2 separate regions of the Homo sapiens genome follow, and region 1 is linked to region 2. A link is an interaction called in ENCODE POLR2A ChIA-PET data of the cell type or tissue named here. Cell type or tissue: GM12878. All regions are shown on one strand. Each heading gives the region's core, and the rest is flanking DNA. Links, peaks and the distances in the headings are about the cores only. Region 1 overlaps SIK3 (SIK family kinase 3). Region 2 overlaps SIK3 (SIK family kinase 3).

Evidence for each region. ChIA-PET counts read pairs that join two places held together with the same protein. Peaks named below come from ENCODE experiments on the same cell type or tissue, not always from the same donor. Only the 100,000 strongest peaks of a DNase experiment are listed, where the experiment ranks them.
Region 1: POLR2A ChIA-PET joins it to region 2 with 8 read pairs; 3 of 35 experiments call an interaction of 5 or more read pairs at or near these places.

Annotation. Positions count from the first base shown.
Region 1 is chr11:116,852,193-116,855,111 of GRCh38, forward strand. The region is part of intron 21 of SIK3 (SIK family kinase 3); the gene reads right to left. It also overlaps APOA1-AS. Among named protein-coding and RNA genes, the nearest start is that of APOA1, 16 kb to the left of the region's middle. RefSeq lists a silencer at 767-836. In GM12878, for the core only: no CTCF peak of the experiment used is centred there; DNase peaks (open chromatin) are centred at 673 and 1,529; H3K4me3 peaks cover 1,142 bases; H3K27ac peaks cover 2,274 bases.
Region 2 is chr11:117,020,916-117,023,834 of GRCh38, forward strand. All of the region lies in intron 1 of SIK3 (SIK family kinase 3), which reads right to left. Among named protein-coding and RNA genes, the nearest start is that of SIK3, 76 kb to the right of the region's middle. RefSeq lists an enhancer at 145-254. In GM12878, for the core only: no CTCF peak of the experiment used is centred there; a DNase peak (open chromatin) is centred at 1,746; H3K27ac peaks cover 858 bases.

The sequences.
Region 1 (2,919 bases), core at 226-2,725, 170 kb before region 2:
CTGTGTCTTTTAAGGCTCTTTTCCTTCCCTCTCTCAGACTTGTTTTTATCCCTGAGAATGGGGCCTCTGCAAACCAAAACACCCACCCTCCTTTGGGCTCTGCCTTGTCTGCTGTCTTCCCCGCCTTCAGGTCTGATGCCTGTAGGCACCAAGACAGAGCAAGCAACCACCTGACAAATCATGTAGGGGGCCTTCCTGACTCCCAGCCCAGAGCTCATCCCTCAGCCAAGCTGGAGTTGAGCACAAGGGTCATGAGCACAAGTTCTGGGGTCAGGAAGAGTTGGCCGTGAATCCTGGCTTAGCTGCTTCCTGAGGAGCAGGAGCTCGGGCAAGTTATCTTGCTTTGCTGGGTCTTAGTTATCTGTACAACTGGACTGACTCCATGGGTGTGGAGTGCTTCATAGAGGTTACTACACTGTAAAGGCTCAATAAAGTCTAGCATGATTTATATTCAGTTTAGAGATGTTATTTCTGAGTGCATAAGGACGTGCTGAGTCAGCTGACAAAAACAAACAAGGAAATTGATTTAATCACAGAACCCTGCTTGCAGAATTATGAGGGACAATATACCCATATGTAAATGAACAAATGACTCAGGGAAACTTTAATTTCCAGGAGAAGCCTCTGATTCAGGACAGACAAATGTCAGTTAAAAGCCAGATGAAAAAGAGTATTAATAGGAGTCAGGGGATACCCCAGGGCTCTGTCTGCTCAAGTTTCAGTATCATCAGTAGGTCAAAGACCTGGAAGGGCTAGCATCTTTCACTTGGCAGCTGTGCTTGGAGGGTGCAGAGTGGGCAAGGAGGCGTAAAGGAAAAAATACATGACCAGGGGATCAGAAAACTTGAAGTCAGGACCCAGCTCCCTCACCAGCAAAGTGTTGGCAAATCTTTCAGCTTCTCCTCAAGGTTCCTGATCTGAAAAATGACGGTTGTTTGGGGGCTCGAAAAGACAACACATGTGAAAGAGTCTTTAATCAACTGTAAAAGACCAAATAAGTCAAGTCTGATTTTTGGTAAGAATGCTGACCCTGAGTCTAGAAGTCCTTTGTGACACTCTATAAATAAGACCCTATCGACCATTTTGGGGGGTACAAACAGACTAACCCACTGCCCAAGGAACATGACATTCAGGATCAAATCTTTGGCAACCCTTTATGCCAATTCAGCAGCTACCAAAGTCATGGAGGAAAGATGGTTCCCAAGAGCTACATGCTCGAATATTTATCAAACTAAAGCTAAGAGAGTGCAGAGGTGGGATGATCGTCCGATCACACAAGGGGAAAAGTGCACAAATGGACACAATGCACGCCACCCACCTTCCCGGGGAACTTTGGGGCAACCTGCACAATTCTCTATTGAATCTGTCAATGTTGACTCGTCCTGACTCACTTACTGGGTTTTGAGAGAAAATGGGAGCAATAACGTGACTGCATACTCCCCTTAAAGGTTCTGGGGTAACCCCTCCCACTCTGTCAGCATTTTACTGCTCTATGAGGCCTGAGTAATAAAGCTGAGGCTGACTGAGCTCAGAGAAGAGGATGTGGTTTTCTTTGTGAGTTCCAGTTGGTAATCTCATGGTGTAGATTGGTTATGCTGCTGTGTTTATTTGCAAAGTCAAAAAGATCAAGTGTGTGTACCACTATAGAAGAAAGACAAACCTTGTTTTTCCTTCTAGGGTGGCAGGCAGGGAGATTACGGACAGCATGGGGCATGTGAAATCCTGACACTTCTACAAATTGGGAAGAAACCTTTGGCATGCTGCCTGCTTAGTGCTCTCACAGTGCCTGGCCTCATACTGGCTGGTGGCAAATCGCCATCAAGGAAATAGGTAACCATGGACACTGATATGATGGCATCTAATTTTCCTTTACTAATACCAATATGGCTGGGTGTGGTGGCTCATGCCTGTAATACCAGCATTTTGGGAGGCCAAGAAGGGAGGATTGTTTGAGCCCAGGAGTTCAAGATCAGCCCCGGCGACATAGCAAGACCCCATCTATACCAAAGGAAAAAAAAAATTAGCTGGGTGTAGTGGCACGCGCCTGTAGTCCCAGCTGCTCAGGAGGTTGAGGTGGGAGGACTGCTTGAGCCCAGGAGGTCGAGGCTGCAGTGAACCGTGGTTGCACCACTGCACTCTAGCCTAGGTGACAGAGCAAGACCCTGACTCAAAAAGTAACTAAATAACACCAACAATCCCTGTTCATCTACCCTTAAGAAATGCTAAGAAGATCACACTAGCTCTGCTCTTCTCAGTGATACTTCTTGCAGCACTCAGTACCTAGCACTTCATAGCAAAGCTGTTTATGAGCTTGTTTTACATCCCCTAGTAGAGTAGAAGCTCCCTGAGGACAGGTTATCCTTTCATCTCTGCATTCTCACAGCACCTACAGTAGAGTCTTGTGCAACACAGTTGAGATGGAGGGACCATTAAAAGAAACAGCAGGCATTCCTTCCTGGCAAAAAGGTTGAGAAGAGTGAGCTCCCCCACTTGCCTGCAGAGTGGTGGGGGCACAGCATTATAAGCCTTTCGTGACAGAAGTGAACAGCAAATTATCTGATGATTTTTTCAGTAAAGTAAAAATGTAAGCTCTGGAGTTTTTAAAAGAAACCTGAAAGCCAGGCATGGTGGCTCATGCCTGTAATCCCAGCACTTTGTGAGGCCGAGGTGGTTGGATCACTTGAAGTCAGGAGTTCAAGACCAGCCTGGCCAACATGGTGAAACCCCGTCTCTACAAAAAAAAATTAGCCGGGTGCGGTAGTGCACACCTGTAATCCTAGCTACTTAGGAGGCTGAGGCAGGAGAATCGCTTGAACCCAGGAGGGGTAGGTTGCAGTGAGCCGAGATCGTGCCACTGCACTCCAGCATGGGTGACAGTGTGAGACTCTGCCAAAAAAAAAAAAAAAAAAAAAAAAAACT
Region 2 (2,919 bases), core at 213-2,712:
GAAGCACAGGTAAAACCACCTGGAGCCTGTGACTGGCACTGAAGACTGGGGACAGACTTGTGGGACTGAGCCCTCAATCTGTGAGATCTGACGCTATCTCCAGGTAGACAGTGTCAGAACTGAACTGAACTGAACTGCATTAGAGGACACCAGCTGGCAGCTGCTGCAGAACTGGTTGACTGCTTGGTGTGTGGGGACACACTCCCACACATTTGGTCACAGAAGTATTTTGTGTTGAGAGTACAGGAGAAACCAATTCTGTTATTCCTATATTCTAGGAGTCATCCACAGTCATTCGAGCAGTTTCTACACGAGAGAAGAAAGTCTACTGCATCGTAGTAAAAAATAAACATTAAACCTTCAGAACTATTTGCACAAAAGAAAAATGGAATCACAGGTCAGGTGGGGAAGGAGTGGTGCTTATCAAAGGTCAGCCACTTAGTACAAATTTGCTAAACTGCCTTGGTCAGAGCACATTGTCAGAACCCCACTCTTTCCACAGAATTTTCCAAACATTAACCCATGTCCGTAGCACGCTGATGAGGTAAATGATGTTTTACAGATAGGGAGGAACAAAAAAGTGAGGGCCTGGCTGAGCCAATATTCTCTCTGCCTTTTAGTTAGCATACAGATCTCTGTTTATTATTCTAGAAAGCTGTTCTCAATTTCACACATAGGGGATTATGTTTTAAGATGTAAAGTCTATATAAGGGCTGCTTTGCTTACCACTATCTTTGTCAACCATTATCAAAAACTCCATTAATTAAGCTAGGCACCATGGTGTGCACCTATAGTCCCAGCTACTCAGGAGGCTGAAGCAGGAGAATCCCCTAGGAACTCGAGTCCTGTCTGGGCAACGTAACAAGACGTCATCTCTAAAAAAACAGAATAAAATAAAATAAATCTGGGCACAGTGGCTCACACCCAACACTTTGGGAGGCCGAGGCAGGAAGATCATTTCAGCCAACGTGTTTGAGACCACCCTGGATAGCACAGTGAGCCTCTGTCTCTACAAAAAAAAAAAAAAAAAAAAAAAAAAAAAAAAACCTAAAAATAACAAAATAACAAATAAAAAATAAAAATAATCCATAAATTAGTTAAGAAACCAGCTTTTGAGCACCTTCTACCTGTAACAACAGGCCTGCCTACAAAGAAAATATTAGTTTTAAGTAAATCCTACTTTATTTTATTCTACCCATTGCTACAGAAACAAAGATCTGATCATTTTGTAGTTGGGTATGTCAAAATCTTTTTATTATACAAGTAAATGTGTCTAGAGATTGACTGGAAAGAGGCACAAGGGAACTATCTGGGATATAGAGATTTTCTCTATTGATTAAGGTGGTGGTTATAATAATTCATCAAATCTCATTAAACTGTATATTTAATATCTATGCATTTCCTGGTATATAAATTTTACCTAAAAAGTTTAAGAGTCAAAGACAATTATTTAATAGTGAAACCCCTGAGTTGGGAAACACAAAGGGTAAACCCCATATAATTAAAAAAAGACAAAAAGCCTAACTGAAAAAACATATTCTTTCCTTTGGTCTACATTTCAACTTCTGTGTACTGATTAATTCTTGAAAAATCAAATACCCATGGGGCTTTCATAACACCACTAAGCAGAAAGGAGAGGGTCTCAGGGCAGAGTGGACACTTTCATCTGCCTGTGAGCATATAAACCACATTCATCAACTAGAGCTGCCCCATCCATCAGCCAAAGCAAAAACAAACTGTCCTTGTGTCAAAACGCAACATAGAAAGTCACCCTGTGATATCTCCTCTGAGACGGGTTAAGAGAAGAAGAAATGAATTGAAATCTCATTTATAACCACACGGCCTAAATTAGTCTCTCATAGTCATCAATGAGATGCTTATCAGATTGTGGAGGGCAAGGGAGGAAATGTGAAGAAGTTAAAAAAAAAAAAAAGGTACAAATGTAAGTAACTAATATTGTAAGTGAAAAACCCACTTCCATCTTACCACACAGGTTTATTTTGTTCAGAAACAAACGCAAAGTGAATACATAACTGGATCTATTTCAAGGGTTAATATAATAAAAATACCTTTACTCTGGAAGCAAAAAGAGTTCCTTCTTGATAGAAATGCCAGGTTTAACCATTGGCAGATTGTAGAAAACACAAATGACAACTAAGATAACTAGTGTGGGCTAAACAATAACATTTTCACTTTTTGAAATAACTCCAAGGCAACTCCAAAGTCAATCATTCTTATTAGCAGTTGTTGAGGCCCAGAAACCGATACCTCAAAATATGGCACTTTGACATGCTGAACTGTACAATCCTCAAGGCCTCTCTGACCATCCCCTCACCACCCCCAAAGCACAGGGAGAAGTTGTTCTCTGAAGTTCCCTTATCTGCCTAAATCTGGACCTGCCAAAGAAGAAAATAGTTATCTCTGTCCCTTCCCCGAGTTTTCATTAACTGAACTAATATTGCAGGAAGAGAGACTGAAGTATGTCAATACACCTGATGATTTTTTTTTTTTTTTTTAGACAGGGACTCACTCTGTCGCTCAAGCTGGAATCACAATCACAGCTCACTGCACCCTTGACCTACTGGGCTCAAGTGATCCTCTAGTCTCAACCTCCCTGGTAGATGGGACTATAGTCATGTGCCACTATGCCCAGCTAATATTCTTAAAAACAAACAAACAAACAAACAAACAAACAAAAAAAAAAAAATATATATATATATATATATATATTGCACACTGCACTATGCCAGTGCTTGGGAGTAACTTTTATCTTTTTTTTGACACAGGGTCTCTCTGTGTCACCCAGGCTGGAGTGCAGTGGCGCAATCTCACCTCACTGCAACCTCCGCCTCTAGGGTTCAAGTGATTCTCCCACTTCAGCCTCTCAAGTAGCTGGGATTACAGATGTGCGCCACCGTG